Linked DNA regions of Homo sapiens: region 2 is linked to region 1. A link is a loop called in an ENCODE intact Hi-C map of the cell type or tissue named here. Cell type or tissue: OCI-LY7. All regions are shown on one strand.

Evidence for each region. Hi-C counts contacts between places; a loop is a spot of excess contacts. Peaks named below come from ENCODE experiments on the same cell type or tissue, not always from the same donor. Only the 100,000 strongest peaks of a DNase experiment are listed, where the experiment ranks them.
Region 2: a loop joins it to region 1, with 2.9 times the contacts of the local background. A loop is called at or near these places in 1 of 110 quality-filtered maps.

Annotation. Positions count from the first base shown.
Region 1 is chr5:140,212,465-140,217,464 of GRCh38, reverse strand. All of the region lies in intron 2 of CYSTM1 (cysteine rich transmembrane module containing 1), which reads right to left. Among named protein-coding and RNA genes, the nearest start is that of CYSTM1, 40 kb to the right of the region's middle. In OCI-LY7, no CTCF peak of the experiment used is centred here; no DNase peak of the experiment used is centred here.
Region 2 is chr5:140,626,104-140,631,103 of GRCh38, reverse strand. It overlaps a transcript of TMCO6 not described here. Among named protein-coding and RNA genes, the nearest start is that of CD14, 4.6 kb to the left of the region's middle. In OCI-LY7, no CTCF peak of the experiment used is centred here; a DNase peak (open chromatin) is centred at 2,893.

The DNA of each region.
Region 1 (5,000 bases):
AGTGGGCCTAGTAGCCACAGGATACACCTTTTTCACAGAGGCTTCAAATCTGCAGCCCCAGGACATCTTGCCCACAGCCCTGGGGAGTTCATGGTTACCCACTAGCTGCCTGAGGTACTTGGAAAGGGCTTTTTTGGAGGCTCAGGAGGAGGAGAGAGAAATATTAATCCTTCACAAACAAATTACCCATGATATACATTCTCTCCAAAAGCAAAAAGTCACTTTTACCCATTAAGAACTCACAATATAATCTTGCGCTGTCTCTGTCTCTAAAATTCTCCAGGCTGAAAAGGTATCCCAGGCTAGCAAATGGACTCATTTCAAGGGTAAATGGAAAAGCTCAGAGGAAACCAAGGCGCTACTTAAAAAAGAAAGAAAAAAGCCTAATGGAGATTTTTTTTTCCCTAAGGAAAATGCAATTGAAAATCATCAAAATCTTTTCTAAGCTGTTCCCAAGTTATAGTCTTTAAGCAAGTGTGTTCCTGGAGAAAGGGCCTGATGACTAGAACCTCAAGAGAAAGCTCAGGTACAACCCCCAGAACGAGAATGCGTATGCTCTTTGTGTGTGTGTGTGTGTCATAGAGGGAGAGGGCTCTACTTCCTCCCCTTACTTCAGAAAGCCCTGAGGATGGGTCAGGGCAACCTTAGGAGTATGCTACCTTTTCCAATCAGGATCCCAGCCTGGCTACACAAGGCACCCTTGATCAAATGAGGAAAAGGCCACTGAGCCCAGCAGGGAGAGAAAAGGAAGGGAGCAGTATTAGCCTCTCGAGACCAAAAGCATTGCAGCCCTGATAGCATACAGGCAGCAAGCTTCCTGGTACAAGCTGATAAGATTTTCCAAGGGAGTTGATAGGAAAGTAAATATTTCCTGGAGAAGGAACCCACTCCCTCAGAGAGCCAGGGTAAGCCTGGAACAGCAGAAAACCAGGGCAGGTTACTCAAACACTGCGATGATCTGCTCAATGGGTCTGTCTCCACGGACCCCCATCCCCTGCCAAACTGCCAGTTCAGCTCACAGGGGAGAAGCTGGGTCCTCTTCAGCTCTGTATCCCCAAAGGTCTAGCTCTTACAGATACAGGTTCACTGGATTCAGAGAGTATGCGTAACATACCTGGCTTAATCAATTTATGTAAAATTTAAGTCCCTTAACCTCTCTGTGGGTAAAAAACCCAGCATGACATCAACTGTGTGATACTAACATTTGAAATGGAGACATCGGTGAAAGCTGATAATCACTCCTTAAGACTTGCATATTCTAAGAGACTGAGATACAGCTGAGGATATACAGACTATATAAAGTTACACAAACTTTTTTTTTTTGAGACAGGGTCTCATTTTGTTACCCAAGCTGGAGTGCAGTGGAGTGATCTCAGCTCACTGCAGCCTTGACCTCCTGGGCTCAAGTGATTCTCTGGCCTCAGTCTCCCAAATATCTGGGACTACAGGCACGTGCCACCATGCCCAGATAATTTTTTGTATTTTTTGTAGGGACAGGGTTTTCCTACATTGCCCAGGCTAGTCTCAAACTCCTGGGCTCAAGTGATCCACCCACCTTGACCTCCCAAAGTGTTGGGATTACAGGTGTGAGTCATTGTGCCCCGCCTATACAGACTTTTTAAAGTTAAAAATATACACACACAAAACAACACACTCAACAACACTATTTTTTTTATTTCCCACCCTACACCAACATACTAACAACACTTTTATGTAGCATTATATTAGCTGCAAATACATCCTCTGGACAGAGACTAACACACAAGATGAATTTCAAAAAGGGCTATATCACAACATTTATACCAAAATGTTAACTGCTATCTCTGGGCAGCAGTTATGCATTAATAATGCAAAGTAAATAATATGCAAATAAATTATGCATATTATTTACTTTGTCAAAGGAAAAGTATTTCTGTAATTTAAAAAGTGATTTTCTAAAAAGTGGCCAGGTTTCTCTGTGTGAGAGCCAGGGTATAACCCAGGAACAGGAACTGCAGCCTATTATCAGGGCTGAACTAAGTAGGGGTTTGGAAGAAACCAGCTCTTCTGGACCACTGATCGCTCTGGACTTGGTCCTCACACTTGTGTTACTGTCTGCTGTGCTAAGTTCTCATCCAGTGATAAAGATACCAATCCTTGCTATCTTCATTTTCAGCATTTTAATTATAATAATTCTATGTCATGTCCTGATTTTTAGAGCATCTCAACTCTGTGGCTCCAAGGAGCCACAATATAAGCAGAATATAATTGATTTTTTAAAAGGCACCAAATTCTACTAGTATAGACAGTTCTCCTGAGAGTGACTTCCATGAAAATCTATGAGAATCTTTAGAGAATGAAAAAAAGCTGTCAGTTTTCAAGACGTTCCTTCTCAAGTTTCCCCTGTGGCTAACCACACTGACCACTGGGAAGATTGCACTAGGTGCCTACGGGCACTGTGCCACACAGGCAGCTGGTGTGGTAAGAGACATACCACCCTATGCACAGGCCCTGGAGCCTGGGCCCTTTCTGTACAGGAATGGCTCATTACTACTGGGAAGAATATATCCTAGGGGAAGATCCGTGTCACCTCGGATGGTCCCCACACCAATGACCTACAGCACTGGACTTGCTCTGCAGAGTGCAGCTGACATAGGGAGGTCCCGACAATGCCTGGTTAGCTCCAATCCTTCTAAGACTGCCCTACTCTATCCCACCTGTGCCTTCCAATTTCCCTTACTACCCAAAGTAGTCTTCTTTTCCTTGCCCACAAAACCAATGTCCTCATTGTTTATAACAAGCTAACTGAAGAAAGCTATGCAAGAGATAATAGGCATATGTGTGTCATGTTTTTTAAGACTGGGTAAAAGTAGTATCAAAGCAGAAAACCAGGCTGCTCCTGGGTGAAAGGGGCCTAAGAACAATGAAGCAAGGCCATCTGGTCTGGAAGCAGCAGACTTCAAAATACCTTGTTTCCCCAGGCCAGCCAGGTCTGGCCAACCCAGCCTGCTCTCAGCCCTCAAGCACAGATCACATCCCATCAGCCAGCTGAATAAATTGGATCTGCAAAGAGCAGTTGTCTTTCCTCACTCCATTACCTCTGAGTGCTAGGCAAACCGAGGCTTTTAAAAAGGCAAAATAGAATGTTCTACATAAAGTACCTGACCAAAACAGATTGTCTCTATCCCCAAGAAGATGGAAAAATCCAAGGGCATCTTTGAGTCTACAGTCCCTTAGTGTCATGACCACACTGTCATCACATGACACTCAGATCCACTGCTGGTGCAGTCATTAGGGAGACCATCATTGAAGTGCTGGACCTGACTGAGTAGGTCTGTCAAGTTAAGGACCTAAGTCAGAAGGAATGAGAGCCTAAGATGGTGCTGAGTCCCCAGTACACTCACTAAAAACCATTCTCATCTGCTTTTGTGAAGAGAGTTGCAATTGAGTACCACCAGAGAAAAACCATCTTACCCGCAGACTCCTCCTCCTTTACCACTGCTAACACATTGTGCTATAGTTAAGTTTGAAGTATTTTAAGGATATTCCCTGACAAAATACAAAACAGTACAATACAGTCATGCATCTCTCAATGATGGAGATATGTTCTGAGAAATGCATTGTTAGGCATTTTTGTCATTGTGTGAACATCATAGTGTACTTACACAAACCTAGGTGGTATAGCCTACTGTACACCTAGGATATATACTATCACCTATTGCTCCTAGGCTACAAATGCGTACAGCATGTTGCTATATTGAATACTGTAGGCAATTTTAAACAATGGTAAGCATCTATGTGTCTAAACATAGAAAAGGTACAGTAAAAATGTGGTATAAAAGATAAAAACTGGTATACATATATAGAGCACTTACCATGAATGGAGCCTACAGGCCTGGAAGTTGCTCTAGATGAGTCAGTAAGTGAGTGAATGTGAAAGCCTAGGACATTACAATACCCTACTGCAGACTTCATATATACTGAACACTTACACTATCTGCCATACACTTAGGCTATACTAAATTTATAAAACAAATTTCTTTCTTCAATAACTAACCTTAGCTTACTGTAACTTTGAAAAAAATTTTAAACTTTTTGACTCTTTACCAACACTTTGCTTAAAACATAAATATATTATACAGCTAAACAAAACTGTTTTTTCTTTATACCCTTATTCTATAAGCTTTTTCTATTTTTAAAATTTATTTATTTTTTACTTTTTAAACATTTTTGTTAAAAACTGAGACACAAACCCACACATTAGCCTACGTCTACAGAAGGTCAGTATCATTAACATTACTGTCTTCCACTTCCACATCTTGTCCCACTGGAGGTCTTCAGGGGTAATAACATACATGGAGCTCATCTCTAATGACTTCTTCTGGAATGTCTCCTGAAGGACCTGCCTGAGGCTGTTTTATGGTTAACTTAAAAAAAAAAAATAGGAGTTCTCTCTCTCTCTGTCTCTCTCTCTCATATATATATATATATATATATATATACTTTTGTTTTGTTTTTGAGACAGAGTCTCACTCTGTTGTCCAGGCTGGAGTGCATTAGCATGATCATGGCTCACTGCAGCCTTGACCTCCCTGGGCTCAAGTGATTCTCTCACCTCAGCCTCTCTAGTAGCTGGGATTACAGGCGTGTATCACCACGCCTGGTTGTTTTTCTATTTTTTTGTAGAGATGGAGTTTGGCCATATTGCCCAGGCTGGTCTCAAACTCCTGGGCTCAAGCAGTCCACTCACTCTGGCCTCCCAAAGTGCTGGGATTACAGGTGTGAGCCATTGTGCCTGACCTTAGTTTATATATTTACTATACTTTAAATTGATATTTTGGAGTGTACTCCTGACCGGGCATGGTGGCTCACAAAAATTAGCTGAGTGTGGTGGCATGCACCTGTAGTCCTAGCTACTTGGGAGGCTGAGGTGGGAGGATCACCTGAGCCCAGAGAAGTCAGGGCTGCAGTGAGCTGTGATCCTGCCACTGCACGCCAAACCACATAAGCCAGTAACACAG
Region 2 (5,000 bases), 410 kb before region 1:
AGAACACATATGCAGATAACCTTTTCAGGCTGACTGATTGGCAAATAGGAAAGCATCTCAGACTCTTCAAAACTTCAGAATAAACAGGATTTGTCCTCTAGTCCACATTAGCTCAGAGACCTACAGCATCAGCCATCAAGAGGTGCTGTTTCTTCTGAGCCCCTTCTTCATTTCAATGAGGAGGCAGCCACATCCATCAGAGAGCTAGATGCCTGCCTCACAGGGAGCATGGGAGAAAGGTGGGAGGAGGCATATAGGCCCAGCACCTGCCTCTGGCCAATGTCCAGAGCCACACAGATAGGAATAGGGAATGGAAATTAACATTGATAAGAGAGTTACAGACATTACCAGAACCAGACTCAAAATATGTCAGAAAACAGTTAAATTAGCTGGACACTCACTGGAATGTCCCCAAGGGGCCTTCAACCAGCCAGTTGAGAGATTTCTAGTATCAGAGAATTAATCATCTCAAGGCAGTTTTTTTCTTCCCTTGAATAGCTCTGATCACACTTCATCAAATGGTTACAGAACCACATTTCACCTCAGGCCTTGTGCTAAAGCCTGAAATACAAAGATGAATCAGAAACATCCATGCCCTTAGGGAATTCCAATCCAGTGGGGGTCGGGGGAACACATAAAAGATAGTTTTTTATGTGTGAGAAATAGCTGTGAGAATATATATAAATTTCTGTTGGTTAAGCCACCAGTCTATGGTATTTTATTACGGTAGCCTGAGCTGACTAAGGCAGTAGTGGTGATGTAACATATCTGATTGCAAAAAAAAAAATTTTTTTTAAAGAGTAATATATCTGGGCCAGGTGTGGTGGCTCATGCCTATAATCCCAGCACTTTGGGAGGCTGAGGTGGGCGGATCACGAGGTCAAGAGATCGAGTCCACCCTGGCTAACATGATGAAACCCTGTCTCTACTAAAAATACAAAAATTAGCCGGGTGTGGTGGCATGTGTCTGTAATCCCAGCTACTCAGGAGGCTGAGGCAGGAGAATTGCTCACTAGAACCTGGGAGGCAGAGGTTGCAGTGAGCCAAGATCACGCCACTGCACTCCAGCCTGAGCGAAAGAGTGAGACTCCGTCTCAAAAAAAAAAGGGAGCAGATATTGTTGAGGATTGATATGTTATACAGGTTGACTATCCTTTTTTTTTTTTTTTTGAGGCAGAGTTTCACTCTTGTTGCCCAGGCTGGAGTGCAATGGCGCAATCTCAGCTCACTGCAACCTCCACCTCCCAGGTTCAAGCAAATCTCCTGCCTCAGCCTCCCAAGTAGCTGGGATTATAGGCATGCACCACCACACCTGGCTAATTTTGTATTTTTCGTAGAGACAGGGTTTCTCCGTGTTGGTCAGGCTGGTCTTGAACACCCAACCTCAGGTGATCTGCCTGCCTCGGGCTCCCAAAGTGCTGGGATTGCAGGCATGAGCCACCACACCCAGCCAGGTTGACTATCCTTTATCCAAAATGCTCCAGACCAGAAGTTTTGGATTTTTTCAGATTTTGGAATATTTGCGTATATATAATGAGATAGATTTGGATGGGACCCAAGTCTGAATACAAAATTCATTTATGTTTCATATACACTTTAGATAATAGCCTGAAGATAACTTTATACAATATTTTTGTCATGATTCCCTAAACAATATAGTATAACAACTATTTACATAGCATTTACATTGTATTAGGAATTATAAGTAATCTAGAGATGATTTAAAGCATGTGGGAGATGTATGTAGGTTATGTGCAAATACTGCAACATTTTATTTATTTATTATTATTATTTTTTTTAGTTTTTTGGGTTTTGTTTGTTTTGTTTTGTTTTTTGAGACAGAGTCTCTCTCTGTCACCTAGGCTGGAGTGCAGTGGTTTGATCTCAGCTCACTGCAACTTCTGCATCTGGGGTTCAAGTGATGCTCCTGCCTCAGCCTTCTGAGTAGCTGGGATTACAGGCATGCACTACCACACCCTGCTAATTTTTGTATTTTTAGTAGAGACAGGGTTTCACCATGTTGGCCAGGCTAGTTGTGAATTCCTGACCTCAGGTAATCCACCTGCCTCTGCCTCCCAAAGTGCTGGGATTACAGGCATAAGCCACTGCACCCAACCTAAAGTTTTAACTGTTTGGATTGTAACCCATCACATATCCAGGATATGAATCATCCCTTTGTACAGTGTATCTACACTGTAGGCACTACTAGCTCGTTAGTAACTTAGGAGCTGTCTGGGTTGTCAGATCAACAGTTACCATATAGCAGTGCCTGTGTTCAGTAACCCTTATTTTACTTAATAATGGACCCCCAGCACAAGAATAGTGATGCCCACAATTCAGATATGCCAAGAAAAGCCATAAAATGGCTGGGCATGGTGGCTCATGCCTGTAATCTCAGCACTTTGGAAGGCCGAGGTGGGTGGCTCACTGGAGGTCTCCAGACTTCAAGACCAGCCTGGCCAACATGGTGAAACCTGTCTCTACTGCAAATACAAAAATTAGCCAGATGTGGTGGTGTGCTCCTGTAATCCCAGCTATTTGGGAGGCTGAGGCAGGAGAATCACTTGAACCTGGGAGGTAGAGGTTGCAGTGAGCTGAGATCTCACCACTACACTCTAGCCTGGGTGACAGAGTGAGACTCTGTCTCAAAAAAAAAAGAAAAGAAAAGAAAAGCCGTAAAGTGCATCTGTCAGAGGCATTCAAATCAGAGCAACTCCATCTTGAACAGGGGCTGGATAAAATGAGACTGAGACCTGCTGGGCCGCAATTTCAGGAGGTTAGGTATCTTAGTCACAAGTTTACATTTCAGGGAACAGAAACAGACCTAAGAAAGAGGGAAATATAGGACAAGTCAGAATATCCAAGCATGTCATAGATGGTCTGTGTAAGTTGTGATAGGTTTCATAAAATGGGAAAAAATATATATATATAGCTGGGTGTGGTGGCGCATGCCTCTAATCCCAGCTACTCCAGAGGCTGAGGCAGGAGAATCACTTGAATCTGGGAGGCGGAGGTTGTGGTGAGCCGAGGTTGCGCCACTGCACTCCAGCGTGGGCAACAAGAGTGAAACTCTGTCTCAAAAAAAAAAAAAAGATAGTCAACCTGTATACATATCAATCCTCAACAACAATATCTGCTCCCTTTCTCTGTTTTACTTGTCTTCACAGCATATTGCAATCAGATATGTTACTTGTTTTTTTTATTTTTTGAGATGGAGCCTCACTCTGTCACCCAGGCTGGAGTGCAGTGGCAGAATCTTGACTCACTGCAACCTCTGCCTCCCAGGTTCAAGTGATTCTCCTGCCTCAGCCTCCTGAGTAGCTGGGACTACATGCGCCCGCCACCACACCTGGCTAATCTCAAAAAAAAAAAAGAAAAGAAAAATGTAAAAACTGGCAAATGAAAAAGCTTACAATAACTGGATCTTCTTCTGTCTGTCTATTTACATATGTTGTGTGTGTGTAATGTTTATATAAAAGAGCTCTAATTAATTGGCTTAAAGAAAAAGCACTTAAATATTTTGTCAGAAAAATTAAAACTTTAATGCCTTTTAGTTCATATGACTTTAGTAATCCTTGGGAAATAAAGACAGTTTTAAAGATTATTGGTAAAATAAAAATGTCTTCAAAATTTATACATTTGGTCTAAATTAGGCAGGTCAGACACTGAGTTTACTAAACTACATAAACTGCTTCCTTGATATGATCATTGTTCAACTTACCTGCTTTGGAACCATTAGATTCTAGGTAATGCCTAGAGACATGTGGAGTTAGCCATGCCCTCTAGCTATGCTGGAAAGATCAGACCTTATCTGCACTTCTGTCTGGTGTCCTAGGCTCCACACCTGGTACATAATTAAAATTGCTTACTTACCAGGTTTTTCACCAAAAAAAAAAAAAAGTTGCTGAGACGTAACATTGTAACATATGCAATTGAGACTAGTAGAGAAACAGTTTTACATGGAAAGTGCGTAAGGAAAGTGAATGTGTTTTTGGCAAAAGATTATAAGAAGGCACAGGAATGTGGATTTTTTTTTTGCCTAGTTTAGGGGGTTAAAGTATTATTTTAAGTTGGATAGGGAAAAGTAGAAGCTTTGAGCAAGTTGTGGCAGGTTTATGAAATATAAATTCTGTCTGTGGACATACTGGCTAAAGTTAAAGGGGTATTCAATTTTTCCATAAATTGAACATTGGAATAAAAGCACAATAGAGTTTTCTTAGAGCACTGATCTGCTCTTTAACAGTAAAATATAGGCTGGGCACTTTGGCTCATGCCTGTAATCCTAGCACTTTGGGAGGCCAAGGCAGGAGGATTGCCTGAGGTCAGGAGTTCAAGACCAGCCTGGGCAACATGGCAAAACCCCATCTCTACTAAACATACAAAAAATTAGCATGACATGGTGGCATGGTGGCAGAGGTGCAGCAAGCCAAGATCACAGAGTGAGACTCTGTTTCAAAAATAAAAATAAAAAAAGAAATGATAATAGATAGAGACACAAAGATTTGTGGCTGCTTAGAAGTGGGGTGGTCAAGGGGAATGACCTCTAATGGGATACAATGCCTGTAATCCCAGACACTTGGGAGGCTGAGCCAGGAGAATCACTTGAACCCAGGAGGCAGAAGTTACAGTAAGCTGAAAGCATGCCACTGCACTCCAGCCAGGGTGACAAAGTGAGATTCTGTCTTAAAAAATAAAGAAAAAATATATAAAGGGTAATAAAAGGTTTATGAGACTCTTACCTTATGGTCAAACTGATTAAAATTGGATATCTTTTTCTATAAGGTTTTATTAAGAATTGGGTTTGACATTAATAGTACACCATTGCATTCCAGCCTGGGTGATAGAGCAAGACTCCATCTCAAAAAAAAAAGAAGACTGGGCATAGGTTGCTTAGAGCCACTCACAGGTGGACAGTCCAGTAGGCAGTTAGCCATAGGGGCTAGAGCTTAGGGGACAGGTTTGGCCTGGCTATAAGAATTTGGGAGCCATCAGTGTAGAAA